3 separate regions of the Mus musculus genome follow, and all the other regions are linked to region 2. Evidence: chromatin loops called from intact Hi-C (ENCODE). Cell type or tissue: heart. All regions are shown on one strand. Links, peaks and the distances in the headings refer to the core of each region. The heading gives the core; the rest is flanking DNA.

Region 1 (10,902 bases), core at 887-8,886, 74 kb after region 2:
TGTTTCCCCTACTAATTACCATTACCAGTCATTGATCTATCATAAACTTATAAGATGATCAAATCCTTGCAATATTGCTTGGATATATCTGCAACTACTTAATTCTAGTAACTTCTTTCTCATAATTTCTTTCAGCTTGAGAGAGTTGCTTGAATTGGAATATGTGGTCCCTCTTCTGATGGTTTTAAATCAGTGATAAATGTGCATTCCATACTACTCTTCCCTACCCTTTATTGGTTGATCATAACTGTCTTACATTTATATAAGTTACCTTTAAAGGATCTGACATAAAGGAAATGGATCAATATATTTTTATTATCCTTGTATTGTTTTCCATCATAGGTTCTAGACTGTGAGTAAAAGAACATCATTGACTTAGATATCATTGCCCCTTCTCGTCATCTTTCCAAATCCTAGTTCTATTTATACAAAAAGTTTATAATAATCTTCCTAACTAATCCAGTTCATAACAAGTCTATATCCGCATAACTCATTTTTATCTTCAGCATGCTATCTTAATGTCATTTTCTAATTTTGAAAGCAAACCATTTTATCAACACATATTATACTCATTGTTCATTATGACATTTTCATACATATATATGATGTATTTGATCATAGCCAGCCCTATTTCCTTTTTTGTCTCCCCCTCTCCTGCTGATCTCCTTTCTTTCTTTTTATTTTCTCTTTTGTATTGGTTATTTTATTTATTAACATTTCAAATGATATGTCCTTCCCAGTTTCCCCTCCATCACATCCCCATCACATCCCCTCTCCCTTTTGCCTCTATGAGGGTGCTCCAGCATCTACCCACCCCATTCCTGACTCACCACTCTAGCATTCCCTTATGTCACCGCATCAAGCCTCCACAGGACCAAGACCTCCTCTCCCATTGATTCCAGATAAGGCAGTCTTCTGCTACATGGCTGCTGGAGCCATGGGTCCATGTGTACTCTTGGATTGGTGATTTAGTCTCTGGGAGCTCTGGGGGTCTGGATGGCTGATATTGTTGTTCTTATCTATGATTATGAGATTATGTATGTAGACTATAGTCTACTGCTTTAGGAAAGTGGCAGTAGGTCCTTCTTTAACGTCCATGATCTCTTAGCTGTAGACAATTGTTTGGTTTTCAGTACCAGGCATAAATCTCTATTTATGTGGTATCTGTGGGTGGGATGGATCCCTAGGTGCAACATTCTCTGGATGGCCTTTCCTTTAGTCTCTGCTCCATTTTTTTTGTCTCTGCATTTCCTTTAGATAGGAACAATTCTGGGTTAAAATTTTTGAGATGGGTGGTGACCCCATCCCTCAACTGGGGGCCATGCCTATCTACTGGAGATGTGTGGTGTAGTAAATCTCCAACCCAAATAAGCCTGGGCAATGAAAACACTACTCAATTAATGTGAAAACATGCTCTGCACCTAGATTGGGCAGATCTATCACTGCATTACCATCTTCCGAATATGAGAGACCTCTTAGAACTTGCAGTTTCTCCAGGCCAAGTGCTTCTGCTCCACTTTCCTTCTTCTCCTCCTTTGTCCTATGTCATCCTTTCTCTCTTTCTCTCCCATAACCTTTAGTTCCACCCTCCTCTCTTTCTCTGCCCAATAACCGGTTCTAGCGTTTATTTTATACATTATGGTGGGAAGAAGTTTTACAGGAAATCACTTGAGTGCTGGCTCATTCCTTGTTCGAAGTTCCTCACAGGAGAAAGGAATTAACATCAAATATAATTAGCCCCAGGGCTATCTGCAACAGATGGTCTCTACAAGTTCTCTCTCCCCTTGTTGGGTATTTCGGCTAATGTCATCCCTGTTGGGTCCTGGGAACCTCTTGCTTCCCTAGCATCTGGAACTTTCTAGTGGCTACCTCCAGTTCTTCATCCCCTACTGCTACATATTTCTGTTCAATTTAGTGACCCTTTGTACTTCTCTTCTGTATCTTATCTTTCCATACCGGATACTGCCTCTGCTTTTTTCCTCCATCCCAGGTCCCTCCCTGCTTCTACCTCCTCTGATTATTTTGTTTCCCCTTCTAAGTAATATTGAGGCATCCACACTTTGGTCTTCCTTCTTCTTAAACTTCATGTGGTCTGTGAGTTTTATCATGGGTATTCTGAGATATTGGGCTAATATCCACTTATCAGTAGTACATACGAAGTCTGTTCTTTTGTATCTGGGTTACATCACTCAGGGTGATATTTTCTAGTTCCGTCCATTTGCCTGTGAATTTCATGAAGTCATTGTTTTTAATAGCTAAGTAGTATTCCATTGTGTAAATGTACCACAGTTTCTGTATTCATTCTTCTATTGAGGTATATCTGGGTTGTTTCCAGCTTCTGCCTATTACAAATAAAGCTGCTGTGAACATAGTGGAGCATGTGTCCTTCTTATATGTTAGAACATCTTTTGGGTATGTGCCTAGGAGTGGCATAGCTAGACCCTCAGGTAGTACTATGTCCAGTTTTCTGAGGAACCACAAAATTGATTTACAGAGTGGTTGTACCACCTTACAATCCCACTAGCAGTGGAGGAAAGTTCTTCTTTCTCCACATTCTCACCAGCATCTGCTGTCCCCTGAATTTTGATCGTAGCCATCTGACAGGTGTGAGATGGAATCTTAGGGTCATTTTGATTTTCTTTTCCCTGATAACTAAGGGTGTTGAACATTTCTTTAGGTGCTTCTTGTCCATTCAGGATTCCAAAGTTGAGAGTTCTTTGTTTAGCTCTGTACCCCATTTTAATAGCATTATTTAGCTCAATGGAGTCTAACTTTTGAGTTCTTTGTATATATTAGAAATTAGCATTTATCGGATTAGGTCGGATTAGGTTTGATAAAGATCTTTTCCCAATCTGTAGGTTGCTGTCTTGTCCTAATGACAGTGCCCTTTGCCTTACAGAATCTTTTCAATTTTATGAGACCCCATTTGTCAATAGGTGATCATAGAGCCTGCGCCAGTGGTGTTCTGTTCGGGAAATTTCCCTTGTGCCCATGTGTTTGAGGCTCTTTCCTAATTCTCTTCTATTAGATTCAGTGTATCTGGTTTTATGTGGAGGTCCTTGATCCACTTGGACTTGAGCTTTGTACAAGGAGATAAGAATGGATCGATTTGCATTCTTCTACATGCTGACCATCAGTTGAACCAACACCATTTGTTGAATATGCTGTCTTTTTTCCACTGGATGGTTTTGGCTTCTTTCTCAAAGATCAGGTGACCATAGGTGTGTGGGTTTATTTTTGGGTCTTCAGTTCTATTCCATTGATCTACCTATCTGTCTTTGTACCAATGCCATGTGGTTTTTACCACGATAACTCTGTAGTACAGCTTGAGGTCTGGGATGGTGATTTTCCCCAGCAGTTCTTTTATTGTTGAGAATAGTTTTTGCTATCCTGGGTTTTTTGTTATTCCAGATGAATTTGAGAATTGCTCTTTCTATCTCTGAAGAAATGAGTTGGAATTTTGATGGGGATTGCATTGAATCTATAGATTGCTTTTGGTAAGATGGCCATTTTTATTATGTTAATCCTGAAAATACAACATGCCGTCATGTTAAAAGCCTTGGAAATATCAGGAATTCAAGGCCCATACCTGAATATAATAAAAGCAATATACAGAAAAGCAGTAGCCAACATCAAACTAAATCGAAAGAAATTTGAAGCAATCCCATTAAATCAGGTACTAGACAAGGCTGCCCACTCTCTCCTTATTTATTCAATATCATACTTGAAGTCCTAGCCAGAGCAATTAGACAACAGAAAGTCAAAGGGATACAAATTGGAAAGAAAGAGGCCAAGATACCACTATTTGCAGATGATATTATAGTATAAATAAGCAACTGTAAAAGTTCTACCAGACAACTCCTACAGATGATAAACAATTTTAGCAAAGTGTTAGGATATAAAATTAACTCAAACAAATCAGTAGCTTTCTTCTACTCAAAGGATAAAAGGGCTAAGGAAGAAATTAGGGAAACAACACCCTTGATAGTAGTCACAAATAGTATAAAATACCTTGGTATGTTTCTGACCAAGCAAGTGAAATATCTGTATGAAAAGAACTTCAAGTCTCTGGAGAGAGAGAAATTGAGGAAGACATCAGAAGACGGAAAGATCTACTTTCTCTTTCTAACTAGTTTCCCTTATACTTTGATGGGGGGGTGGTTGTTTTATTTTCTTTAATTAACCAATGAGTTTAATTAAGGGTTACTTACAGGATCTTAGACAACTTCTCAGTGGCTATCCTGAAGAAATGTTACTCTCTCCTAGTAGCCATTAACTACCTATAGATCCTCGAGAAGGGCTATGGCCCTGTGAGACAAAAGCCAATACATTTTAATTAAACACCTAAACAAGGCGATATAAAAGCTTTATGATCCTATTGTTCTTCTACTACCCTGCACAAATACCTAGTATATTTGTGATCATAAGGGTTGTGCCTGATTATATATGAGTCACTAAAGTGGCAATATTGCCATGTAAATCCAAAGCAAATGAGCCACTTAAGCCTGAACCTTATTTATTTATTTATTTATTTATTTATTTATTTTGGTATATTAAATGATGTCAGACTATTTGGAGAAGATGTGCCAAAAATGCGGATATTTGAAACTGAGCTGTCTTAACAATGACAACTGTCAGGGTCCAGAAATTTAAAAATTGTTCAGGAAATGTCAACATCTAAGTGAATCTGTTGTATAGTCTATGCCCTAAGGCTCCTTTTTTTTTTTTTCTATTTTGGTTTTCCTATGCAAGTTCTCACTATATGACTCTCCATAATAGCTCAGTCTGGCCTTGAATTCCCAGCCTCCTGCTTTTTTGTCCTGGGTTTTGCAATTAAGGTACATATTACTATGCTCCTTTTTCCAAGAGAAATACATTCCACATGTATTTAGTTTCATTCTTGATTGATGTATCATTTTAAAAATCTGGTTATCTAGTACCTTGAGCTTCCCAAGGAACAGAGAAGCTGCAAACCATGACATATATGTTAACATGTAAGACTTTTGGTTAATATTCAGATTGCAAGATTGTAATTAGAAAATGAGAGGACCCATACATAGTACAATACTCTGTATGTACAAGGGCTCTTTCCAGCTTTTTCTCTTACCATGATACACATAGAACATAGAAGTATTTGGACTGAATGATGGGGTAAACTAGTAGACTTTGGGTCTGACTTTACAAGTTATTTTGAAATCTAAGGAAGCTACCAATAGTTGAGCCTAAGTGAATCCTGTCTGAAAAGCTTTCAGAATAGTATGAATGATAACTGACACTATTCATCAATGGAAAGATACTAAATATTAAGTGCCATATAAAAAGTCATGTAAGTCTATATTTTAGAAAGTTACCTTGTCAATGATTTAAATGTCTTCTTGGATTTCAACTAGTAATCATTTTAGTTTTATTTCCTGTTGGCATGATAAAAAACCCTGATAAGAGCAACTTCAAAGAGAAAGAGTATATTTGGCTCATAGCTTATAGTTGCAGGCAAGGCAGTTCCTGCAAGCCAGCAGGGACTTGAAGCAGCTAGTCATAATGCATCCACAGTAAATAGCAGAGAGCCATGAATTCATAATCTGCACATTAATTCTCAGCATAATTTCTCTACTTTTAAACGACCCAATATCCTCTACTCAGGGAATGATGTCACCCATAGTCTTCCCAATAATCAAGACATGCTTATAGACATGTTCACAGACATCTCACAGGCTAACCCAATCTAGACCATTTCTTATAGAACCTTCCTTCGCAGGTGATTCTAGAATATATCAAATTGGCAATTAAAACTAAAGGTAATTGTAGTAAACTTACAGTTATCTGTAAAGTAGCTACCTTATTTTGGTCTTAGAAACTGGTTTTATAGGGGTGAGATGTAGTTCAATGGTAGAGCTCTCACCTAGCATATTCAAGCCACTGTGTTCAATCCCCAGCACTACAAAAATATTTTATCTCAGTTTTATGATGATTGAAAATAGTAACAGAAATGTTTAAAACTGAAAATAAAAGTTTCAAGTAATCTCACAGCCAGAAATCATCAGTGTTCTGATAATTTTTGAATCATCAACATTCTTCATAACTTTTTTACACAATGCTGGTGAATCAAAACTAGAGACCAGCACATACTAAGGAAGTACACTATCATTGAGCTAGACCCACAGCCGCAGACTATTTGATTCTTACAAAAGAAGTATTAATTTGTATCTGTAAATTGCTAGCTTATACTTTTATTACTGTAAATAAAATAAATCATGCCATCTCTTCATAGTAGCACCCAAAATATATTGCAGTCTTTCTATGAACCATACATAGTAATCAGTTGCTGTGGATACAGTAGTTAAGACAATTACACTCATGGACCTTCCAGTTAAATGATGGGGCAGATACTAAATATGTAATTATGCACAAAAGTGCATCTATATTTATGATTGCTGTCAAAGAAAACTCTAAGGTGCTATGGAAGTGTATAACAAGATAACATGTTTTGGCTAAAGGAAGCCTTTTTTGAGAGAAGATTATTTGATCTGAGACCTAAAAGGAAAATAGAAATTAGTAATCAGTGCTGGAGTGTTGAAGTCAGAAGTAAACACATGTGCAAAGATCATAAGGTGAATAAGATCTTGGCAACTCAAAGAACAGGGATTTGTTTTATTATATTTTATACCAACACTTATTCATTTATTTATTTATTTTCCTGTTGATGCACATATCTATGTTTTAATTGAAAAGATAATAATTAGATCCTGTTTTGGAAGCGTTTGATAATTGTATTACTTTGTGTATGGGAGCGTCTGTTAGGAAAGCTCAGCCTAATTTTACTACATTGTATACACTAATGAAAGAAAAATCAAATCACAAGAGATCATCTTAGACTTCCCAGGTAGTCTATCTTGTAGATAAATGACTTTTTTACCCTTCCTTTCTTTTTGTTGGTAAAAATATATTCTTAGAAACACGTCTCTAAAGTAGTCTTCTCATGATTATTTAATTGCATATTTGTGGCTTCTCCATAAGCTCTTCAAATTAGATTATCTGGGAATAGCGCCAATAGATCTGCTTAAACATGCCCATCTCCACCCCACTACTGCAGAGGTGTGGGTCTAGAATATATGATTACTGTTAACTGGGAGGAATCATATTCATGTATATTTTCTCTAATGGATATTAACTTGAATATGTTCACTCCATAAAATAAGGAACATGAAAACTTGAATACCTACTATTAATGTTTTAAAAGATAGCTCTTAAGTTTGTCTGTGGATAGTTCCCGTGGCACAAATTGTGACAATATACATTTGGCATATTTTCTTCAGGACTCAACTAAAGAAATTCCTTGGAAAATCAGTGAAGAGAGCAAAGCATCTTGCTGAGGAATATGGTGAACGTGCTATAAATAAAGTTAAAAGCGTAAGAGATGAAGGTTAGTAAAATAAGTATGTTTCAACTGAATACTCCATTAAAGTGTGTATTCTAAATTTAGTTTGTTATTTATAAGAAGCACTCTATATCAATAAATATAATAAACTTTTATAGCCATAAGAGAGTCACTTAATTTTATGAATATAAAGGATGATAATGTATATGTTTTAAGTATGAATTAGTTTAGTAGTTTTGTTATTATAACAACCTTGAATAATTTACTATACAGTGATTAGGTGAAAATCAATTTTGTTAGACTTTTGGCTTTTAAAACTATTTTTAAGAGACTAGAAAAATGTCTTAGTGATTAAGAGCACTGGCTGCTATTCCAGAAAACACATGTTAAATTTCCCAGTATTCACATGGCAGCCTAGAGATTTGTCTAACTCCAGTTTCAGGGGATCTGACATCTTCTTCTGGTTTCCATGGGCACCAAGCACATACTTAATAAGTAGACATTCATGCATGTGAAACACTCATACCCATAAAAATAAGTAAAATTTTAAAAATGTTTTTAAATTAGGAAAACTTGGATTAGACAGTGGTTTTACTGGATAAAAATATTTGCTATATATGGTGGTTTGGTTATGCTTGGCCTATAGGGAGTGGTACTGTTAGGAGGTATGGCCTTGTTGGAGGAAGTGTGTCACTGTGGGGGTGGGCTTTGAGGCCCTCTTCTAGCTGTCTAGAAGCCAGTCTTCTACTGTTTGCTTTCTGAACAAAGTGTAGAACTCCCAGCTCCCTCTCCAGTACCATATCTACTTGGATGCTGTCATGCTTCCTACCATGATGATAATGGACTGAACATCTGAACCTGTAGGTCATACCCAGTTAAATGTTGTCACTTATAAGAGTTGCCTTGGTCATGGTGTCTCTTCTCAGCAATGGAAACCTAACTAAGAAGTTGGTACCAGGTGTGGGATATTGCTGTGATAGGCCTGACCATACTTTTGTTTGGAAGAACATGGATTTGGGGACTTTAGATTTAGAAAGCAGTGGAATGCTTTAAGTGGGGTTAAATGGGCTATCCTCGTAGGAATATGGAAGACTCTTGCTGAAGGTGATTTAAACTGTAGAAGCCTGGCTCTAGAGGTTTCAGAGAAGAATTTTAGTATGTGGCCAAGAGCCTATTCTTGTGACATTTTGGTGAAGAATTTTGTTGCTTCTTGTCCTGTCAACAGAGTCTGCCTGAGGCTAAGGTAAAGAGAGTAAAATTAATTACACTGGCAAAGGAGGTCTCAAAACAACCCACTTTAGGCTATATGCTGTGGTTTACTCTCATAATGAACATCTTAATGAAGTATAGTAAACTTAAAAAGAAAAAGTACAAAATATATGTGTCAGTTGTAAAAGGGCACCAGGAAGTGCAATGGAGTTGAATCCTGTGTCCCAGGAGATAAACAGATTAAGGGAATGGTAGCTTTCAAGCAAGATCCCACCCAATTAAGCTTAGGTCCAGGCATGGTAGTGCAAGCCTTTAATCCCAGGACATAGAGACAGGCAGATCACTGAGTTCAAGGCCATCCCTGGACTGAACAAGTTCAAAGTAAAGAAAAGCTTAAGTAGTATATGCCTTCAATCCCAGCACTCGGGAGACAGAGCCATGCAAATCTCTAAGTCCAAGGTGAATCTACAGAGCAAGTTCAAGCCAAGCTTAGGCAGTGAAGGAGTTGGAAAACAGAAAGCTGGTGATAATAGAACAGGGGGCCATGTTCCAACCCTAGCAAGCAGCTCCAGCCATGTGACTGTAGCTTTATAGTCAATAGGGGGAGACTACTGGGACAGTTGATGCTGGCTAGCTAGAGCTAACAAAAAAATGCAGGACAGCAAAAACTATTCTGAAAAATACAGGAACTTCTGGGGGAATCACCATCCCAGACCTCAAGCTGTACTTCAGAGCAATAGTGATAAAAACTGTATGGTATTTGTATAGAGATGAACAGGTAGATCAATGAAATAAAATTGAAGACTCAGAAATGAACGCACACACTTATGGTCACTTGATCTTTGACAAAGGAGCTAAAACCATCCAGTGGAAAAAAGATAGCATTTTTAACAAATGGTGCTGGTACAACTGGCAGTCAGCATGTAGAAGAATGCAAATCGACCCATTTTTATCTCCTTGTACAAAACTTAAGTCCAAGTGGATCTAGGACCTCCACATAAAACCAGATAAAATGAATCTTAACCTCAAACACATGGGCACAGGGGAAATTTTCCTGAACAAACCAGCAATGGCTTATGCTCTAAGGTCAAGAATCAATAAATGGGACCTAATAAAATTGCAAGGCTTCTATAAGGCAAAGGATACTCTCAATAGGACAAAAGGGCAACCAACAGATTGCGAAAAGATCTTTACCAGCCCTACATCTGGTGGAGGGCTAATATCCAATATATACAAAGAACTCAAGAAGTTAGAATCCAGAGAACCAAATAACCCTATTAAAAATGGGGTACAGAGCTAAACAAAGAATTCTCAACTGAGGAATACCAGATGGCTGAGAAGCACCTAAAAAATGTTCATCATCCTTAGACATCAGGGAAATGCAAACCAAAATGATCCTGAGATTCCATGTCACACCAGTCACAACCTCAGGTGACAGTAGATGCTGGCAAGGATGTGGAGAAAGAGGAACACTCCTCCATTGTTGATGGGATTGCAAGCTGGTACAACCACTCTGGAAATCAGTCTGAAGGTTCCTTAGGAAATTGGATATACCTGAGGAAATGTCAGACTGATTTCCAGTGTTCCTCTTTCTCCACATCTTCTCAAGCATCTGCTGTCACCTAAGAATCCAGCTATACGACTCCTGGGCATATACCCAGAAGATGCTCCAACAGGTAATAAGGGCACATGTTCCACAATGTTCATAGCAGCCTTATTTATAATATCCAGAAGCTGGAAATAACCCAGATGTCCCTCAACAGAGGAAGGGATACAGAAAATGTGATACATTTACCCAATGGAGTACTATGCAGCTATTAAAAATAATGACTTCATGAAATTCTTAGGCAAATGGATAGAATTAGAAAATACCATGCAGCATGATGTAACCCAGTCACAAAAGAACACATAAGATATGTACTCACTGATAAGTGGATATTAGCCCAAAAGCTCAGAATACCCAAGATACAATTCACAGACCACATGAAGCTCAAGAAGAAGGAAGACCAAAGTGTGGAAGCTGCATAGGAGTAAATATGGAGACAAAGTGTGGAGTATAGACTGAAGGAAAGAGCATCCAGAGACTGCTCTACCTGGGAATTCATTCCATATACAGTCACCAAATACAGACACTATTTTGGATGCCAAGAAGTACATGCTGACAGGAGCCTAATATAGCTGTCCCCTGAGAGTTTCTGCCAGAGCCTTACAAATAAAGAGGTGGATGCTTGCAGCCAACCATCAGAGTGAGCATGGAGTCCCCAATGGAGGAATTACAGAAAGGACTGAAGAAGCTGAAGGGCTTTGCAACCCCATGG
Region 2 (10,902 bases), core at 1,850-9,849:
GTATTCATTAGATATGAGATTTGGATAGTGATGTTTAAAAGTTCTTCTCATTTCTAAATACAATCACATTGAAAATTAGATTTCAACATCCAAATTATGAGATGAAATAGTCTATAGAATCAAAAAATTGTATTGACTCCTGTTGACTGGATACATATGTTCAGGACTCCTGATTGACATTTCTGCATAAATGTTTGGCAATAGATTAAGTTCAACAATAAATTGATGGATAGATATCCCCACTCCCTGCACACATACATAAACATACACACTAGTGAAAATTACAAAGGAATAATTCAATTTGTGACTAGAGGCTGGGTGTGGTGGTGCACATCTTTGATCCCAGTACTAGAGGGACAGAGGCAGGCAGATCTTCATGAGTTCAAGGCCAGCCAGGTCTACATATTGAGCACCAAGGTAGCCAGAGCTACATAGTGAGACCTCAGAAGCTGCCTGACATGGAAACTAAACTCGGATACTCTGAAAGAGCAGTGTGTGTTTTAACAACTAAACCATCTGTCCAGTCTCAGTTTTTCTGTCTCTCCACACCCCCTCATCCAAACTCTTCTATCTTGAGACAAGGTTTCTCTATTGATCCAGAGTTGGTCTTGCTCAAACTCATTAGGTAGCCCAAGGTGGTCTCAACCTTGTAGCAATCTCTCTGCTTTAGCTTCTAAATGTTTAGATTATAGTCATACAGTCCCATATTTTGATTTGAGTGATTATTTTAAAGCATAAATTTCATATGTCTTTGTTTACATCTTTTTATATAAGGCTATATATACAGCTTATTGCTTTGAAAAACACCATTATGTCCAGAGAATATTATTAGAAGCATATCTCTGACATGTCTTATTCCTAGACATTTCACATTAGTCTGCCATTTAGTAGTTGCTTTAAAATTACCATTGCTTATTCTCTTATATGTCTATTGAAATGTAAATAGTATGGCATTTTCAACAGTACAATATTTACACCCCAATTATATTTTTCTTTTGTTTTGTGAGTATTATTTCCAAGTTTAGTTTCTCAGTGAAATTTATTAAATAATCCCAAGACCTAAATTATGGAATTATCAATAAGCCCAGGACTCATAGTTATGCAAAACACTGTAAATGTAAGTCTATCTAGTATATGTAATGTACATGGTTTGTTTTAATACAGTCCTTTTGTTTACAAAATAATAGAGTTATTATAGGATATTTAATAATTCCATAAAGAAAGAAATAAGGCGCGCGCGTGCGCGCACACACACACACACACACACACACACATATCCTCTACTCTTCTTGTTTCCCCCTCTTTTAAAGAATTTACTAACTTATTGTGCATTAGTATTTGTTTGCATGTATGTCTCTGTGAGGGTGTCAGATTCCTGGAAATATAGTGCCAGACAGTTGTAAGATGCTAAGTGGGTGCTGGAAATTGAACCCGCCTCCTCTGGAAGAGCACTCAGTGTTCTTGCCTGCTGAGCCATCTCTCCAGTCCCCTACTGTTATTATTTTAATCAGCAATTTAAAAATATCACCATGGCTTCTTTCTGAATATGCTACCATAAATCTCTCTATGTGGCTAAACATATAGATATACAAATAAATGATTTCACACAAATGAGATTATTACATGTATTATTCTATATCATCTGTTTTCATTTAACATATTATAAGCTCTTCTTATGCAAATAAATATAGGGATTTGTCCCTTATGAACTTATAGCAAACAGTTCTTCCTGTTTGCCCATATCCTTTGCTTAACAAAATCATATTATATAGTCTACATAATCTAAGTGACTGAGATAAACATGCAAGTTTCTCTCTACTGGGCGTGTGGCAGAGAACCAATTGGTTGACCCAGGCCTGAAAAATAAGAGTTCTCCTATGACCTTACATGCTTCCTAAGTACAGGCACAAGGCACTATGTTCCAGCCCCAATACCACAAAAGGAAAATATTTATGGTTAAGATATTATGAACTGAAGTTTCTTGCAGCCATTTACATTATCTATAAGAAGGAAACCATTAGCAATAAAAACCGAGGCCAAAGTACATTAAAAAAAAAAGCATAGGTAAAAAAGATGGACACACGGAAAGAACACTTATATATATTGAGCCTTGAATGCATCAAATGTCATCATTTGTATGAACTATATAAAAAAGATATGAAGCTCATAAAAATAGAAGCACAATTTTACCCATAGTAAGAAAATACAATACACATAGCACCTTACTCTGAAATCTTAAGAGTTTATTTACAGAAAACATGGACAGGATAATATGAGGAAGGTATATTAAACTATATATATATATATATATCCATTTGAGAAATTTTTAAGTAAATACCATTTGCGAAATGAAGTAGGTATCAGAAAGGTTACAGTTTGTGAATTATTTTGAAATAGTGTTAAGAGTCTTACCTGAGCACAAACTAGAAGAATAGAAGATGTGAACACATGGGCTTTTAAACACAGTGAATTTTGTTAGGTCGTAGATTTCTGAGGTATGGGTGTGTACATTTTGTGTATTGCTGTGCAACTTGATTCAGTTTAAGTGTGAATTTTTGCTTTTACCTAATTTTGGAGCAATGAAATTAATACATATGTGTAGATGTGAAATTTTCCTCATGCTCTATTTTTAATGTATTTATCATGATAAAGCAAATATCATCTAACAGATTCCCCCTTTGAAAGATAATTCTAATTTGCTTTCTTTCAGAGTCCTGAATAAAAATTCATGACTACATAATATTCTATTATAAAATAACACATTTGACTTGCAGGCTGTTTCTCCTATGTCAATACATTTCTAGACTTTTTATTTTAGTTACTACTAGTTTTAAAATTCATTCTCATGCTAACACAAAGTATAATTTTAAAGGCACACTGAAGGGTGAAAATGATATAAAGATTTCAAGGCCAAATAGGAACATTTTTTTAAATACCTAGTATTACAGTTATAACACAACTGACCTTCCCAACAGATAATTTAGAGTCAATGATTACCAAATGTTATCTTGTCCCTGACAAGTTCTCAATAATTTGAGAACATGTTCTTAATGGATTCTGCTACTTCAAAACCCATAAAAATATCTCATAAATAGCAATATCAAATCTTTTCACATCTACATCGTATCTCCAATAATCTAATCCTCTATGCATTTTTTCCCTGAGTTATCACTGTCTTGCTTGCTTACAAGAAAAGGCTACATGAATTATGAGTTGCTTGGATTCCTGATGTTCTGACCGACTACTGCCAGGGTTGTCATAATACTAGCTGGAGGGATACTGACAGTTTATATGATCCCTGTTAAAAGGAGAGAAAACACCCACACCAAGCTGTTCCATATGGTAATGGTGACTTCTTCCCTTTAGAGTAGAATTATTGCTGTATAGAGAAGGATGACAGCTAAGCAGAAAGATTTCCCTTAAACCAACCTTAGCCTTAGGACTGAGTAGTTCTTCTAGCCATTGGGAATCAGCCAAATGGGAAAATATTTTCTCATAATTTTCATTATGCATAAGATTTTGTGAGGTCTTATGATTTTAGTGGAATGAATTCAAATAATCAATTTAAGGGTACTTTCAGTTATGAGGTGGCCCTCAAAATACTATTGTATAGACCAGAGTACAAAAAAAAATTGTAATGTCTATAATAGTAAATTTGCAAGCCACACAATCAACATTCCAACTGCTAAACTCTGCTAGGGAAACAGCAAGCATGTATATATATGCATATACACGTACACATATATACATACACATATATGTATACATATATACATACATACATATGTATATATATATATATATATATATATATATATATATATATATAATTTGATATTTTTAAAAGCAGCAAGGACCAGTTTGTTGACCCCTAAATAGGAAAACAATAGTTTTACCTTTTTCTTATGTTTGTTTTACAGAACCTTATGAAAGGGTCAGAGAAGGCCAATAAAACAGGGACTTCAACCATCCTTGCTTTAAAAAGAGCATTTAATATATATATGAACTTTCCTGCAAAATTAAATTTGATTATTGGGCTCATTTATAATGAAAACTTTACAAAACCATTGCTTTGAGCTTAATGCTTTAAAACTCAGAAACAGATACTCAGGGAAAATAAACACATCTTTAACTTTTTCAAAAATGATGAAGGTTAGGGTATGTTTTATTGCTCCCGGCAATTAACTTCCATGTGTTATAAAAGCACTTAAATAGACAGCCATAATAGCTCTAAGATGTCATTGGCTTATCATTCCTACTACCCATTTTGACCTTTTCTCAACTGAGAAATTAATGTTTAACTTACCTTAAACACTCCAAGAGAATTGGCCTAGAATATTGAAATAAAAATTCAAATAAAACTTCAGCACTAGTCTGTGAGCTTGTGTAAGACAGTAACAAAGTTGCCTTCTTCATATTCAAACTGTCTTCAGCATTTTGGGATGCTGCATGACACCAAATAATACATGTTCATAAAATTGCTGCATATACCACACATAGTAACTCAACATCAAAATATTTTTCTTTAATATTCAAACAGGTGATACCTTTACAATAAACCAAAATATTTTAAGAAATGTATAGGTTCACTAGTAAGTAATTAGGTAGAAAATAAATTTCTAAATTTATATGGTTATATGTTTTCATATAACAATATATTTTGATAAATTTTCATGAATCAAAACAAAAAAGGCTTTCTTCCATAGTATAGTGAACAAAAAATTTTAATTTGAGATGAACCTTTGTTCTTTTTTTTTTTTTTTTTTTTTGAACAGGTTCTTAGGTAACACAGGCTGCACTCAAACTCATATAGCTTAAGATGACTTTGGAATACTGATCTTTCTGCCTCCACCTCTCAAATGCTAGTATGGATGGCATGCATCACTGTACCCAGTATAATTAGCTTATTTTTAATTGTCAAATAATTGTTTATATTTGGGGTAGTAAAATGTGATGTTTTAATCACTGTAAACACTGTAGAAAACGTCAATAAAGCCGTATCATCTCACCAGTTTATTTTGTAGTAAGGACCATAAATCCACTCTTTAAGTTAAAACATTTAAAAAACATAAAATCTAGTAGTAATTCTTGACAAAAGTTATACTTTCCAAAGGATCTATAACTCCCCTGCCTGCACTGTTATGTGATACATCTTGGGCAGTATATAGTTTCTCTCACATCATGGGCTGCGACGACAGTTAACTATTGAGAAAAGTTGCAGTTCTTATGATGGCTCAGCTCCAGCAATAAATCCACCATTACTCTTGGGAAATGGGACACACCCCAGCTATCTCTTTCTTATGGACTTTGCCCCTTGGCCATCTGGATCATATGTAGGGATCTCAATTAGGGATCTTATAGCAAGTGAATAAGACAGATCTATTCCTACAGACTAAAGATGCTAAAAGTGCCAAAACCCTAAGGCGGTATATTTTAGACTTGGCTGAAACGACTAAGTAATATACAATCCCAAAATGCCCACAGAACTCTCTCAGGATGAACGGAAGAGACTCAAAATCATCCCTCTCAAAATGCTTCTTTTGAACTGCAGTTAGCAGAATCAGTAAATAAACGTCTAAGGAAACTGCACCGAAGTCGGGCGTGCCTCGGAGTTTTGGCAGACAGCTGCTCCTGCGCAGGTCCCAGACTCCACCCCACCGCAGGCTAGACACCGCCCTTATTCCCACTACTTCCGGCCTCTCCTAAACGCCCTCAACACGCTTGCGCCATTTTGACAGGCTGCTCCCGCATTAGTAATCATAAGATTGCCTCTCTGGGACCGCCCCCCGCCACCTCTCCGCCCCGCCCACGCTTTACCGGCCGGCCGCGAAATCTCGCGAGGTTAGGTGCGCGTCGGTATTTTGCGGGCTAGTAGCTTTCCCTGCAACTGTAATTGCCGCTGCGGGAGAAATTGGAGCTGCTGTCGCTGGCACGCCCGCTGCCTGCTCTCCGGGACGGAGAAGCGCCACAGCCTCTTCTCTAGCGCTCTCCATACACCTAGCGCCCGGGTCGCCGGCCACTGTCCCAGACCCACTGCAGCCACCTCAGGCAGTCGCTCTGCAGGTCATCCCCTTAGCCCAGCAACTGAGGGTGGTCCCCGGTCCCGGGTTGACTTCTCACTCCACGTCATCTGTGCCCTCCTCAGTGTCGCCCGGGGACCCACCTCTCCACACTCTTAACTGACGAGGAGGAGACGCTCAGAATCACCCTTTCTCTAGGCGGAGCCGGCCCCCTCACCCGCGGGTGTGTCCTATAAATGGCGTCGGAAAGCGACACCGAAGAATTCTATGATGCCCCTGAAGATGTGCACCTGGGGACCGGCTATCCTGTAGGGTAAGTACCAGAAGCTCGGGCCCAGAGCTCGGGCATCCTAGTCTCCTGCTTCTCCCGCATCTCCCTCTACTCCCTTCCCCAGTCCGTCTGTGTCCGTCACCGCTGTTCCTCTTAGTCTCACTTGGACACCTCAGAACCCAGACCTGGGACTTCTTAGGGCAGGATGAGTTGGAAGAGGGAGAGGGAATCCTCCTTCACCCTTTTCCCTAGTGAGCGGTTTGGGGACTCTTTCGGACCCCTTTCTTGTCTTAGCCAGCCCTTGAGCGGATGGCATTTGTGCCTCAGAGGCAGCGATTTGTATTTGCGGGGTTCAAAGCTTACCTTTCCAACATCTGTTTTGGCCCTCGGGGACCAAAAGGAGCGGTAGCAGGACAAATTGAACTTCCCCGGCTTCTCTCTCTCTCTCTCTCTCTCTCTCTCTCTCTCTCTCTCTCTCTCTCTCCTATTCATTTCCAAAGTGACTGTAACTCGACCCTATTTGCCACTCACCTTTTCTTTTACATAAAAAAAGAAGCGGGGGGGGGGGGGGGGAAGGCAGGTATTTATTTAAGGAGGTTCTCCAGCCTGCGCATGAGTTCAACATCAGCTGTGTTTTACTGAAATAGCACTTTACTGTGTGCCAGAGGAAATTGTAGACAAGATCCTTAGCATTAGGGAGAATGCTGTGGTCTGAAAGGGCAGCCGGACATAAATGTACACAGCCGAGTACAGATCTACAAACAAGTGCTGAGTAATAAGGTCCTTGGAAGGAGAGCCTAGCTTGCTGCCCTTTCTCTCATTTTGCAAGATGTTTTACTGGTGATTAATATGGCTAGCTCTGAGTAGGAAGTTCACTAGTAGGAAAGCGTCGCTGACCAGGATTTGGACTTAACTTATTTTACTCCCCTTCACGTTTCAGAGTGGAAACACAGTTTACAATTATTTCACAAACTCTTCTCCTGATGTGTCTGTAACTAGAAGCACTGAAATGTAGTCTCCAACTATAAGAATTTGAAAATTAAATGATAAAATGGGTGTGTTCGTGTATGATGCTCAGAGTTGAACTCTTAGTTTTTAGAGTTACCCCGTGGATAGAAATAAAGTGACAAGTATATTTTAGAAGGGATTTCAAAAATCTGCTATGTATTGTATACGCTATATTTCCCAAAGTTATAACAACAAGATCAGAAAGAAATGTATGTTGGTAGATTACTAATGTGTGTGTTTCCAGGAAGCTGTCTGTCACTGTTGTGAAATGTGGGGATGATAGTGATCTGCCTTGAGATAGCCCTAAATGGTCCTGACATTCAGTATATGATCCAGGTTCGGAACTCAGTAGGACAGGATAGAAAAGTGCATTTGGATTTTCAAATATAATGGATTCTCTGTGGCTTTTTCTTCAAAGTAATAAACTGTCAGTTCTGGTTAAGTGAGAGAATAAAACACTTAGTAAGCATTTATGGGTTGCTTAGTTTTATTTTTTCTTTCTTGTCTTTTTTTAAGTTGGGAAGGAGAAATTATCAGTTTTCACTATTGTTAGCAATTCAGTGTCATGGGATTGTTGTTTTTTACTAGTTGAATAAAGTAAGTGTAGTCTAGAAAGAACAGTTATTTCAGAACCTCTGTAAATTGTTAGTTCAGTACCTGACATAGAAAATGTATTCCAATGTGAATTCTTCTCTTTTTTTCTTGGCATTGTATCTGTTAATTTTATAGAGTGCTTACTGCAGGAGGAAGTATACAGAACTTAGAACTGCTTTACTTATTTGTACCCAGTGAGTCATTGTGAGAGAATTGATAGGCACTCATTTCCCCCTGGGATGATAGAGTTCTCAACTTTATAGTAGGTGAAAAGTTTGTTTCTTTTAAAAGTCCTGTGTGTCCCAGCTTCCCAAATTTAACTCTAGCTTACCCCCAAACTGAGCATGTTGAGAGCTCTATGGATAAAATGACAAGATTTCTTTTTTTTTTTGGGGGGGGTTATATGTCCTCCTTCCTACTGTATTAGTGAGAGAATCGGAAGAAAATACACTTATCTGGAGAGTTGGACCTGAGAACAGTTAGTGATATTGAGAAGGCAGAAAAGGGAAGAATTTGTTTATATTTCGCTCCATCCTCTGTGGCATATTTTAAAGTGCTGTGAGCAGACTTAGCTTGGCAGCTAACAGCTTAAAAAACCCAGTGACAAATTGTGATTTCGGAAAACAGGTGGCATCACTAGCTGGTTGATCATAATAAATGTCTTCCGTTCTTTGACATGAACCAGAGTGGTTCATATAAGCTCTAAGAGGCTAATTGAGTGGTTTGGGCCCTGTGAAGAAATGCTTCTTCATCTTTGTGTGTTTGGGAATATATAGAGCAGTTCACCAACCTGTCCTAAATTGAGTGCACACACTTGAGAGACACCTTATATTTTGTTAGTCAGCAGAATCCAAGTATACAGTCTGCTCCCTAATATTGATTTATTACTTATATTTCTTATTTATTTATTTATTAATATATCTTTTGAAAGCTAATTCAATCAGCAGTCCAGTTATTAGAGTTTGAGTCCAGTGCAGTTATGTTTGCACCGTCGCAGACCATGTCTTCCCCAGTTTGTAATGTGTACACTTGTGATCATTTCTTTTGATTGGTACTTCCTGCAGTTTTACATATATGATCTTAGAGAAGTTAAATATATTGTTAGGAGAAACAACTTGCCAGTAACAGAGCTAGCATTTGAAACCAGCTCACCAAACTCTAGTGCAGTGTTTATTCTAATACACCATAGCTGTGTACAGGGATCTTCCCCCAGTCCACCCCAGAGTAAAATGCTTTCATACCAACCTTCTAAATTGAATTGATATGTCTATTTACAGCCAGCAGACCAAACCTTTAGTTCTCTTGGCTATGAATTCCAAGTTTCTCTTTCAAGAATCTATAGTTTTTATTTTATTATGTAGGACTTTTATTATGCCATTTTTATGCCTAGAAACGGCAGTTCGTTGATTTTTTTTTCCCAAAACGTTACGAAAACTAAAGCACATAGTGAGAAAGTGGCTGATCCATGATACCATAGTGAATTAATTACAAAATTCTATATTCGCTCAGTTTCATAATGTGGCATTTTTTTCTGCTCTGCTGCTTAATACAGCGGGAAAGGCAGGAGAGACTGAGGCGTAGTAGAGAAGAGTCCAACACTGTGAGTCATCTCATTTCCTCAACTTTAAATTACATTTTGAGAACCCTTTGAAATTTAAATGTTTGTCATTGTATTGAGATTTAGTAGTATATGCTTTTATTGATAAATGTTTGTTCTTGGAGAAATCTATAGGTATTCGTGTGTGTGTGTGTGTGTGTGTGTGTGTGTGTGTGTGTTGGTGTGTGTTTGTGTTATTTTGTTTTAATTGTATTGACAATTGAATCTAGGATCTGATGAAAACTAGATACACTCTCAACACTGAGCAGCTTTCCCAGCCTTTTTGTTTTGTTTTTATTTTAATGTGTATCTGAGAAGCTGCCCAGGCTGGCCTGGACTTTTTGTAGCCCAGGCAGGCCTTGAACATTGTGGCCTGCCTCAGCTTCCTGAATAGCTGGACTTACTAGCCTGCTCTACCAGACCTGCCTTACATGTTTTTATAATGTTTTATTTTAACAAACATTGATGGCTTTGATGGCTGCCTGGTTCTGAATGCACAGATTTGGAATTACTTACTGCCTAAATTATGTATGAGTTCAATGCCTCTCCCAACTGTGAATTATACCTGTATATTCTAAAGGGCTGCAACTGAGAACACTTTTTATAAAAATAAATGTAATAGTTTTAACATTATTTTTTTTTAGTGACAGCCAAAATCCTAGACTTTCTAGGTCTTAGGGCCTTAGGATAAAATAATGCATGTTTAGAATAGGAGTTAACTAGACATAATTTGGCTCAGCCTGCCCATTTAGTTGAAAGTGAAACCTAGACTTAAGAGAAGGAAGTGACACATTACTTTGTAGTTGAAGCTAGAATTTAGGTCTTTTGATCCCTTATCTATGTGAGGCTGCCACATTTGAATGGACAGAGAATTATAGCAAGTAGCTATGCTACAGATTTTTGGCACATAACTTGTTAAGTCATAGCACGAAGGTCGTCTATTTCTATTTCACACAGTTTTCATGCTTTAGCTCACAAAAGACTTTGACTGTTGCAGCATTCTAACTATGGCTCATTCATTTCCTTTAAGTCAGAATAAAAACCAATGATTGAATAGCTTATCTATAACAGGGAACATGTAGTTTTGTTTCAGTTTTAGGGGGTCTCATTAGTGTTAACAGCAAACCACCATGTGTAGGTTAGAGTAATGATAAGATATGGACTGAATGACGGAAACAGAGACAAAGCATCCAGAAGAATTGTTAGGTCTAGTGGAGCATAGTGGCCCAGTTACACCTGATATCCACATAGGGAAATTTAAAAAAGCAAACCTCCCTCCAAACCAGAATTGTTAAGTCTGAAAACATTCCTTATTGAAAACTTTGTTTCCTCACTTTACTTAGGCATCAGAAGCATTTCACCTTGAAATAAAAATTTATATTTGTTTTTGCTTGGTGGTGGTGGTGTGTGTG
Region 3 (10,902 bases), core at 1,582-9,581, 330 kb before region 2:
TTCCAGCCTTCCAAAATAAATATATTTCTAAGAAACTAACAGCTCAGTCCTGGACAAACAAATTCTTAAAATAGCACAATGGCCCATTGGAATGTGGTTGGTGGGGTTTCTGGTTTTTGAGCTTTTGTTTCGCCTTGAGACAACATCTCTCTGCCTTAGAACAGACATCTGCCTGTCTCTGCCTCCGCAGGGCTGAAATTCTAGGCTCCGCCACCAGGTCTGGCAAAGCTCTCTTGTTGACAACTTACCTTGCAGCACAAAGGACAATTTGCCAGAGGCAAGGGGACTGCTAGGGCTGCTTGGACTGCTTTGAACACACCCTAGAGTTTCTATGTCCCCAGTCCCTAATCTAAACAGAGTAGAACTGAATCACTTAGCTATTTAACAAACTTTTTTAAAGTTTTCATTCTTAGGTATTAATGTAAATAACTGAGCCAGGTATTCAATTTTATGCTCTGTAAAACATGTTTTAAGTTCCAAATTCCCTAATGGCTTCCGGTTGTTCCGACCATCAAATTCAAATCCTTTCTGAGGACTTCCAAATCCTATGTATCTATTATCTCTAATACTTTCTGAGACCTCTCAGACCACCAGCTTTCTGTTCTTCATGAACCCTATGCCTGAATGTTCGATGGAGAATGTGTTCCCAGACTTTTTTTTTTTTTTAAGTTACTGTGTAGCTCTGGTTGAGCTCTGGTTGCCTGGAACTAGGTAGACTAGGCTGGCTTCAAACTCGCGGCGATCCGACGCCCTGTCTCCAGAGTGTGGAGATTATAGATAAAGGCCCATGTGGCCAGGCCAGGTGTGTTCCCAGAATTAAAAAAAAAAAAAAAAAAAAAAAAAACGTATAGATACGCATTCTCCCTCTTTCTTTTAGGCTGTGCTCCAACATCACCCCTTCAATAAGTTATATAGTTGCCAGTCTTCCAGAGAGAGATACAGAATAGGAGATTCGAGTCCATCTAAAAGGGGAGATACAGAATAGGAGATTCGAGTACATCTAAAAGGGGAGATACAGAAGGGAATTAATTGACTTACAGAGTCGCGGCAACAGAGAAGGCCCACGGCAGTCTGAAAGCTGTCGGAGATGCTGGCGGTGGAGCTCAGTCCCAGTCTGAAGGCCTCAGAACTAGGGAAACCAAGAGTGAAGCTCTCAGTTTAAGGAAGGCCAAAAGCCTAAGAGCCTAAGGGCCACTGGTAAGAGCGGAGCCTAGGTCCAAAGCTCAAGGCAGCAAAAGGGATGAAGTGGCGCTCTTCACTGCCTTTTATCTGTTCTCTGCAGCCAATTGGACGGTAACCACCCACTCTGAGGGCAGGCCTTCCCTACCTATTCCTCCCAGATTCAAACACTGTTCTAGAACACTCTTCACCGACACGCCCAAAGCAATGTTTTACGGACTCTCTGGATATTTCTTAATCCAGAGAGAAGTTAACAACAAACCTTCACCACCATGCACCACCCGTGTGGAGCTAGGTGTTTTCGAGTTTTCTATATTCTGTGTATTTTCTTTATTGTTCTTTTTACACTCTATATGAATACTGACTTACAAGGTTTTATACTGTGGCTAATAATATACAGAGCCTTGGAAGATGGGAGGCTTTCAACAGATTTTATGCCAAGAAATATTAACTTATTTGGTAATACTTAATAACCTCCTTACTATAAATATCTGTAACTCTGAGAAAACCATTTTCTCTACTTTTGAAAAGTTTACTCTAGGCTGTTGTTTTTTTTTTTACACGGTTTTTATGGGTTTTTTAAATATGATTTCTACCGAGTTGTTATCATTTTAGAGAAATAAACAAGAGAATTACACCAAAAACAAGATGCTGAAAAGATTTTAATAATATATTGAATATCACAAACCAAACAATTTGAATATTTACGTTAATCTCATTTCAGGACTGCAAATCAAATTAATGAACATAAAAGAAAGCAGAAATACGAGCAGACAATGAAGTAAGATTTAGTACCATCCTTCTGAGCTGGCTCTGTGGTGTGACCCAAGCACTAAGATCAGAGAATCATGTCTTCAAGGTTATCCTCCATCAGCTACATACCAAATCTGAGGCCAGCATGGGCTGTGTGAGCCCCATTTATAATTTTTTAATGAAAAAGAAATATTCAGTATGGTATCAAATCTCTAAGTGTATCACATAATCCATAATTTTCAAATGTTGAAAATGCAGAGAAAAATGCTTATGGCTAACTTACTTTTTTTTTTTTTTTAAATCTTCCAGGCAAAAAATAAATAGCTTTTTGGTATAAAGTCAGATCAGTGGCAATGTTAGCTCAGGCTTAATAATAATAATCTTAAAAGGAAAGCAAATAGCATACATGTCTCAAAAATAGGTTGCCCCAAAATAAAAATGGTGGGTCTACTACTTTCCCTATCATCTATCTTTTTTGTTTGTTTTTGGGTTTTGGTGAGGGGCAGGGTTTCTCTGTGTAGCTGTAGCTGTCCTGGAACTCGATCTGTAGCACAGGGTGGCCTTGAACTCCTGGAGATCTGCCTGCGTCCACCTCCTGAGTGTTGGGGATTAAAAGCAGGCCACCACCACCACTGCCCATCTTCCTTTTTTAAAAAAAAAGATAGAACTAAAGTGAACTCTAGAAATTCATTGGAAAAGGAAGTATCAGGGGCAAGTTACCTAACTAAAATAATTGATATTCTTTACTGTTCTTATGAAAACTACTTTCTTCAAAACATTGACTAAAACCTATAGAACCACACCACACAGTTTAAAATTTGCTTATAAAAATGGCAGCTTAAAAATACCGAGCATTTGAAGGTCTTGTCTATTTACAAATGTATAATTTAATATTGCAGCAGAAACTCTTCCCATTGCCACACTACCAGACCTTAAAATTGCTACCAGGAGAGTGAAATGTAGTCACCATCTTTATTCTCAATGTAATTGCTTCCCAGACTGCTGCCAATTAAGGAACTGTTGTGTCAAAGGCAGCACCTGGCCACGCATTAAGCAAACAAATCTATCACTGTTAAGTATAAGGACTTGTGGTTAAAGGAGCTAATATTTTTAGATATAAAATGATGTCATAACTGTTTTAACTCATTTTTCTCAGCTTTCAACTTTGAGCAATAGATAAAGCCTATTTCTAAAAACACAGCTGCATACGTCAGCATGTGCTCATTCACTGGTATCTGCCGCCACTTTCAGCTTCTCCATTCAATTTTCCTCACACTAATTACAGCGTGGAAATGAGCGAATGAAGCCCAGTGCAGGAACTAACATGGCAACTGCATGGGCAAGAAAGTGAAACGGCGAAAACTAGTGGGCTTGGTTTGGTTTGTTTTCTAAAGAATTATGAGGTTCTAAAATGTACTATAAGAAACTGTGGCTTCTGTTTAAAAGGCAGGTACCCTACCAAACAGAGGTAGTTTTAAACCCCAAGGCCTCTCAGTTCCCACTCAGTGTGCTTAGTAACCAGCCTAGAAACTAAGTTGGGTGGCTTGCTCCAAAAATCTAAGGTCATCCTTTAAGTATGTTTAAATGATGAACACCCTAATTTATAGATAGAGAAATGAAGCCAGGTTTTCAAACCCCACTAGACCTCCTTCAGTCCAGCCTGTTCCACTGCCAGGACGTTAGGACTGAAAAAGAATACTGCAAACAGCCATACATACACGCATTTTAAGTGACTGGCTTTTAGACTAGGCTATTAAAACCTAGAAAGAAATCTTAAAATCCCTCAACAGATGCTTATTAAATGGTATTTAATAAAGAAATTGTTCAGTCTTTTTCTTCTGTAAATGATAGGGTTAAACCCTGTAAGTCTCCAAGAAAACCATTCTTCAACTGTGATTTAAAAAAAAAAAAAAGTCCAGAAATTCAGAGCCGAAGACACTCAGAACTAAAGTTAAAAGCTCGGAAGGAAGGGGAGAAAAAGTGTTCTTGACTGGGGAGAAAGCAGCGGAGTCTCTCAAGTTAGGACTCTGAAAACGGGATGGATTAGGAAGCACAAAGTAGAAAGTGTTAGAGGCCAAGAGATCGTGAGGCTGAGGTTGACAGAGGAACCCCACAGGATCAGGGAAGCGAGAGGGAAACCCAGAGAAGATCTTGGAGGGATGACAAAGAAGCACAGGAAAACGGAGTTCTGACTAAGAGCCTAGAGGTACCCAAGCTTCTGGTGGAGCCAAAGGGACCTGCAAGTGCAAAGCGTGGAGAGAAGCCCGGTAGGCAAAGAGCGAAGCGGGTTCCCCGCCTCGCCGTTTTGGTGCAGATCCCAACTCCTAATCGCGCAGAAGGCGGGGAAGATCGTGGAGCCCCCGTGACTTCAGGATCCTGCCTCACCTTGTTTGCCGATTCCCTGCACCCAGCCGCTCCTCCGAGAGCAGCTGCGCTCAGAGGCCAAAGAGGGAGGCGCGCAGCGCAGCCCGGGTCCCCTCCTGCTGCGAGGCACGGGCGCCCGCACCACTGCTCCCCTGGACACCCTAGCCACTTGGCCCAGTCTTCAGGCAGTGGGAGATTGCTTACCCTAACCCGAACGCCGCTCCAGTTATTTGCCAAAGTCCCTGTTCCAAGCTGCCTGGGAATGGGAGCTGAGCTGCTGCGGCCGCAGCGGCAGAGCCTCCGCCTGACCTCACCAGGGGGTGGGGGATAAGGGAGGGGACCCGGAGCCCAGCTGGGGAGGGGAGGGGACGGAGAATGGTGGGAGGGGAGCGTGTGGGCGGGGGAAACATGGCGGCAGGGGTGGCCCTGGCGGCGCCTGCGCGGAGGCTGGGGCTAGGACAGTGTGTGGGGTCCGAGTTGAACACTCGGCCAAAGAGAGGCAAGGCTGGGCCCGGAAGCAGGATGACTGCCAAGTGGCCCTGGAGCCTTTGGAAGCAGGACACTTGGGTGTGAGCCCACATGGCTTCTAGTGTCCAGGAGGCAGAAGTGAAAACTGTCAAGTATCAAGGGACAGCAGTGCATAGACTTCTCCAAAGAAGTCACCAAGTACATCCTGCCAGCCATAACTTCAGCTTCTACAAAGTCACTCCAGAGACCAAGCAAAGGGGATTTTGAGCAAAAGGTGCCTCATCACCTCAGTGGCTCCCAAACTCCAAAATAAACCTGATCCAGGCTCATACACCTAATAGTTCATAACTCTTATAATGGTCTGGAATGAGTAGTTCATGTCTCCTTTCTATCCGAATACAACGCATTAAGAAAGAGGAAGAACAACTACAAACACAGCAGTTAACATTTTACTGAGTGTCAACTATCACCGGCACTGTGCTATGAAATTACTGTACTCTGGGAGCAAGTACATGAAGATTAAGCATGTTGCCCAAGTTACTATGAACTAGTACAGAGTAAAGCCGAACCCAGGATGGCTGGGATTCTGGCACCCAAATTTTTCACTTCTCTGCTGAGACTGCTCTTGTAAGTCTTAAATCTTCGTTATTTTCTTCTAATTCCATTAACCTGGACCTCAACCAATAAAATTAAAAAAAAAAAAAAAAGTCAACTCAGCCTCCCTGACTGTTTCTCATTAATCATTTGCCTTCCTGACAGTTGAAGCTTCAGGTCACCTTCTTATATTTCTTCCTTCACCATTTCCATCTATCATTCTAGTCTTCATTATTTCTACTTAAAGTTCTAGTTTCAGGCAGGTATGGTGGCTCAGCAGTTAAGGCATCTGCTACCAAATTTGATCCGGAGTTTGATCCCCAGGACTCACAGTCTCATGTGGTAGAAAGAGAGAACTACCTAATTATTTATTATTATTATTATTATTATTATTATTATTATTATTATTATTAATTTACAATACAGCTTTGTTCCCATCCAGTCTGCCCTCCCACAGTTCTTCATTCCATTCCTCCTCCCCCTGTCTCTGAGAGAATGCTCTCCCACCACCAGGCCTTCCCCTTCCTGGGGCCTCAAGTCACTCTTTAGATGTATCTTCTCCCACTGAGGCCAAATCAGGCAGTCCTCTGCTGTATGTGTCGGGGGCAGGGATCTGACTAGCTCCTGCATGTTGCCTGGTTGGTGGCTCAGTGTCTGGCAACTCCCAGGGGTCCAAGTTAGTTGAGACTGCTGGTCTTACTATGGGGTCACCCTCCTCTTTAGCTTCTTCCATCCTTCTCCTAATTCAACCATAGGTGTTCCCAACTTCAGTCCAATGGTTGGTTGTTTAAGTATCTGAGTCTTTCTCAGTCAGCTGCTGGTTGGGCCTCTCAGCCTAGCCATGCTAGGCTCCTGTCTGTAAGTACACCATAGCATCAGTAATAGTGTCAGGCTTTGGTGCCTCCCTGTGAAATGGATCCCAAGTTGGACTGGTCACTGGACCGCCTTTCTCTCAGGAGACAGGAACAATTCTGAGTCAGAAACTTTGGCTGTTTGTTGGCAACCCCATCCTTTCACTTGAGGCTCGGTCTATTTACTGGAGGTAGACGCTTTTCAAGTTCCCTCTCCACACTGTTGGGCATTTCACTGAGTCCTGGGAGTCTCTCACCTCCCAGGTCTCTGGTACTTTCTAGAGGGTCTCCCCACCTCCCACCCCCTGAGGCTGCTTATTTCCACTCACTCTGTTGACCCTCTGGGCTTCTCCCCTGTTCCCTACCACTACCCCATACCTGATCCTTTTCCCCATTTCTGTCCCAATCCTCCTTCCACCTAGGTCCCCTCCCTCTGCCTCCCATGATTATTTTCTTCCCCCTTGTAAGTGAGATTGTAACTTATGAGAACTAACTCATAAGTTGTCCTTTAACCTCCACAGGAGCTTTACAGTGTCACATGAGCAACTGCACTCTCACAAACATACAATTGCACACATAATAATTTATTTATTTATTTATTTTTATTTCTAGTCCCTTCATTGAAAAATACCAGAGCCTTCTTAGCAACCAATCAAATTCATCACTGTGGGACTTCCCCCTACTTTTGAGAGAGTGATGAGAGTAGGGGCTGTAATGATGTGTGTTTCCCAATACTTCATTTTGCTATCAGTAATCTTTTCTAGGGTCTGAAATCTCAATATCGCTATCTTTGTACTTTATGTTCCATACACTGAAATCCAAATAGTGATAGGTTTTAGGCAAATTGAGGAACAACAAGATACTGAAAAGCTTACTAGAACTAAAGACAGCCCTACCACAATAATCAAACTAAAACCATGATAATAACAAAATACACATGTGATAAGCATTATTACTTTTGATAATGTACTCAAACCAGTTCACCTGTGTCAACAGGGATGCACCCACTGGCTTTTCCTCTATGCTTAGTCAAAGATTATTGTATATGTAACCACAAAGTTAATACCTATTAGCAAGACAACACCTAATTTGCCAACGACTAGAGTTACTGAAGCCTCTCCCAGAAGTTCAGAGAGTGTGAAATATTTTACAAACTTAAGGAGACAAATGCATTTGATTATTCTGATTCATCAATTGGAAGAGGCAATGCATTTGATGAATCTATATAAATTTTTGACAGTTTGTGAAAAATTAGCAAATGATAATCTTGCTAGTTGCTCTTATCATCTCTAGCTAAATTGAAAAAGGAGAAGATTGAGCTCAGTGATAAAATTTAACCACCTTCTAGCATCCAAGAATATGGTGAAGGACAACAATGAACTCAGTGATAAAACTGACCAACTCTAGATGTACAGTAACAGTCTAAAGGTTTCTAAGTGTGTTCTAGAAGAGAACCCTTTCTCCAGAAACCACAGAGCTCAAGATTCACAAAATCAGACAGAAGCCCTAATTATAAGGTTGGCTGAATTACAGTGAAAATTTAAGTCCCAGCCTCAGAGCCTGTTGGTGTTAAAGTAAGGTATTAATTGGTAAAGAAAGGGATCATGTAACTTGGGATGAAGATGTATAGGAGAACCCTAATAAAGCTGAGAACGTTGAACTCAGAAACTCAAGGCTTTGTCTCACCTGAGGAAGTAATCTCTCCACCCTCAGCAGAGAATGTGCACCAAACCTGGACTCCAGGACTTTTCAACCTTGAGGAAGGAAATTCCTCCTTCATTGTCTGCCAAACCAGCAATGACTTTCTCAGAGGACATTCCAGGCAAGACAATACTGAAGTCCCTCAGGGCCCACCGTTAGTTGCCTCTAGATCTATCACCAGATTAAAGGTTAAATAGGCTCCTAGAGGGGAGACAGAAAGTGTAGTCCATGAGGAGGTACACTATACTGCTGAAGAGCTTAATGAGTTTGCTAATTCATTCCAGCAGAACTCTGGGGAATGTGTGTGAGAATGGAATTTAAGGGTGTTGGGATAATGGTGGAAGGAACATAATAATGGATCAGTCTGAGTTTGTTAATATAGTCCTCTGAGTGGAAAGTCTAGGTTTAATATAGAAACTTGCACAGGTAAGAAAGGCAGGGGGGGGTTCAAAGTTTGTTTGAATGGTTGGCTAAAACATTTGTCAAACAATGGCCTTTTGAAAAGGAGTTAAAGATGTGTGATATCCTTTGGCTTATTGTTGATGATTTTACAGCTCAGGGAAATTGCAATGCTAGAGTGGGTATGAGGTATAAAACCTAATCCTCTGTAATGGGAAGGCCCAGAAGACATGACCTTCACTAATCCTATAGGACACAAAATTGTTAGGAGGACATGAACACATCTGAAGAGCTGGGTTGGAGACTCTGATGATCAGTTGGATAAGTTGAATGCAGTGGGTTTGATTTGATTAGGACCTGAAGTAGTAGGGGCACCTAATCACCAAAGGCAAGATGATCGTAGTTATCATAATGGGCAGCATAGACAAAGCAATGTCCATAATGGTCAGCACAGACAAAAGTAGTTTTATGGTGGGTGGCATGACTTATATTTGGTTCTGGCTAATCAATCATGGTGTTTCCAGGCATGAAACAGATAAGAGGCCTACTATATTTTTGTTTGATCTGTACAAGTGGAAATTTTTTCAAAAAAAAAATTAAACAAAGGCTGCATTCAATCATGACAAAAGTGAATCTCAGCCTGTGAACCAATTTATAGACTTGAGCCAGTTTGCAGACCCAGAAACCTTGAATGAAAGGATAGCCAGGTTTTCCTTTGTTTACACAGAAGTTGTATGTGGATATCTTTAACAGATGTTTTTTGGTAAAATTGGAAACGATCCAAATATCCATCAATAAGTGATCAATACATTGACAATACATGCCCTGCAATACTTACTCACCAAATAAAGGAAGTGAACAAAATAGAGTATAAAGCCCAGAGCAATCTGTATGCATGAATCTCAAAATAATTATCCAGACACTACAGAGTATGCTGTGTCATTCTAATTATATAAAATTCCAGGAAATTAAAATGCATCTACAGTGATGAGTGGTTGTCTTTGGATAAGACCAAGTAGCAGAAAAGACAAAAAGGACAAAAAAGATAAAGAAATGTTTAGTGATGACATGAATGTTCCTTAAGGTATTACAAAAACTGTTTTACATTGCATGCATATGCCAATATTTAACCAAATTGTATATTTGAAATATTTATGCCATTACCCCATGATTATACTATTGAGCAATCAGTCATGTACCTTTAAAACTTATACTTTCTCTATTGTGTTTTCTTTCTGTGGAAAATAGAGACAGGTATACAATATATAGTATATGCTCGGGAGTGGTTTGGAATCAGGGACTGGACACTGAAGGGACTATCTCCATTTTGTTTTTGCATATTATCACATAAGGTATTTTTTTTATTCTTTAATCTTTTTTTTTTTACAATACAGTCATTATCTCTCTCCCAGTCCACCCTCTGACTGTTTCTCATCCCATACCTCCTCACCAGTCTCCAAGAGGATGTTCCCATCCCCTACCCTCCATCTCACCAGACCTCTCCACTCCCTGGGGCCTCAAGTTTCTTGAGGGTTAGATGTGTCTAGTCTCACTGAGGCCAGACCAGGCAGTCCTCTGATGTGTATGTGTTGGGGACCTTGGACCAGCTTGTATATGCTTCCTGATTGACAGCTCAGTGTCTGAGAGATCTCCGGGGTCCAGGTTAGTTGAGACTGCTGATCTTCCTATGGGGTCACCTTCCTCCTCATCTTCTTCCAGCTTTTCCCAAATTCAACCACAGGGGTCCCGGACTTCAGTCCATTGGTTGGGTGTAAGTTTCTGTGTCTACCATGGTCAGCTGCTTGTTAGGCCTCTTAGACGGCAGCCATGTTAGGCTCCTGTCTGTAAGGACACCATAGCATCAGTAATAGTGTCATGCTTTGGATCCTCCCCTTGAGCTGGATCCAATTTGAGCCTGTTGTTGGACCTCCTTTCCCTCAGGCTCTTCTCCAGTTTTGTCCATGCAGTTCTTTTAGACTGGAACAATTCTGGGTCAGAGATTTTTGACTGTGGGATGGCAACCCTATCCCTCCACTTGATGCCCCGTAGGTGGCATCTCTACTCATTTCTACTGGACGTGGCACATAAGGTATTTTCCTATTCTGTTACAGATTAGGTTTTTATACTTTTTAGGATGATGAAAAAGTTAGTCACAAATTTTTGGATTATATCTACTCTATGAAGAGACTAGTCAGAATAAGGCTAGGATATCTTGTGTGTGCATATGGAAGTGGCTTTGTGTATGTGCATGTGTGCATGTGAATTCTGGGTGGCAGATACACACAATTTTTCCCAGGAATAAAGGGAAAAAGTTTTGTTAGATATTAATCCAATCTCCATCACTCAATATCTCTACCCTCAAGACCTAATATCTCTTTTTGCGTATCTGTAGCAGTTTTAGAATAATTGTGATCTAATGGGATTCTCCTGGAGGTTAAATAATTTATTCCACTTAACCAGACACAGCAGAATGCACCTGTGGTCCCAGTTTCTCATCAGACTAAAGTAGGGAAATCACTTCAACACCAAAATTACAGCATCATGCAAATATTCAATCCTTTTAAAAAAAATAAAAATTCAGGTTAACAATTGA

What was found. A loop is a pair of places that touch in the nucleus more often than their neighbours do. Peaks named below come from ENCODE experiments on the same cell type or tissue, not always from the same donor. Only the 100,000 strongest peaks of a DNase experiment are listed, where the experiment ranks them.
Region 1: a loop joins it to region 2, with 3 times the contacts of the local background. A loop is called at or near these places in 3 of 42 quality-filtered maps.
Region 3: a loop joins it to region 2, with 7 times the contacts of the local background. A loop is called at or near these places in 2 of 42 quality-filtered maps.

The regions. Positions count from the first base shown.
Region 1 is chrX:23,762,577-23,773,478 of GRCm38, forward strand. It overlaps Wdr44 (WD repeat domain 44), which reads left to right. Exons shown (of 21, transcript NM_001305675.1): 10 at 7,314-7,420. Among named protein-coding and RNA genes, the nearest start is that of Wdr44, 75 kb to the left of the region's middle. In heart, for the core only: no CTCF peak of the experiment used is centred there; no DNase peak of the experiment used is centred there.
Region 2 is chrX:23,687,207-23,698,108 of GRCm38, forward strand. Wdr44 (WD repeat domain 44) reads left to right here and starts at 5,845. Exons shown (of 21, transcript NM_001305675.1): 1 at 5,845-6,063; 2 at 6,219-6,333. The coding sequence starts at 6,257. In heart, for the core only: no CTCF peak of the experiment used is centred there; a DNase peak (open chromatin) is centred at 5,715; H3K4me3 peaks cover 2,247 bases; H3K27ac peaks cover 877 bases.
Region 3 is chrX:23,360,456-23,371,357 of GRCm38, forward strand. Klhl13 (kelch-like 13) reads right to left here and starts at 4,608. Exons shown (of 10, transcript NM_001381892.1): 1 at 4,501-4,608; 2 at 1,039-1,129. In heart, for the core only: no CTCF peak of the experiment used is centred there; a DNase peak (open chromatin) is centred at 4,656; H3K4me3 peaks cover 2,180 bases; H3K27ac peaks cover 1,123 bases.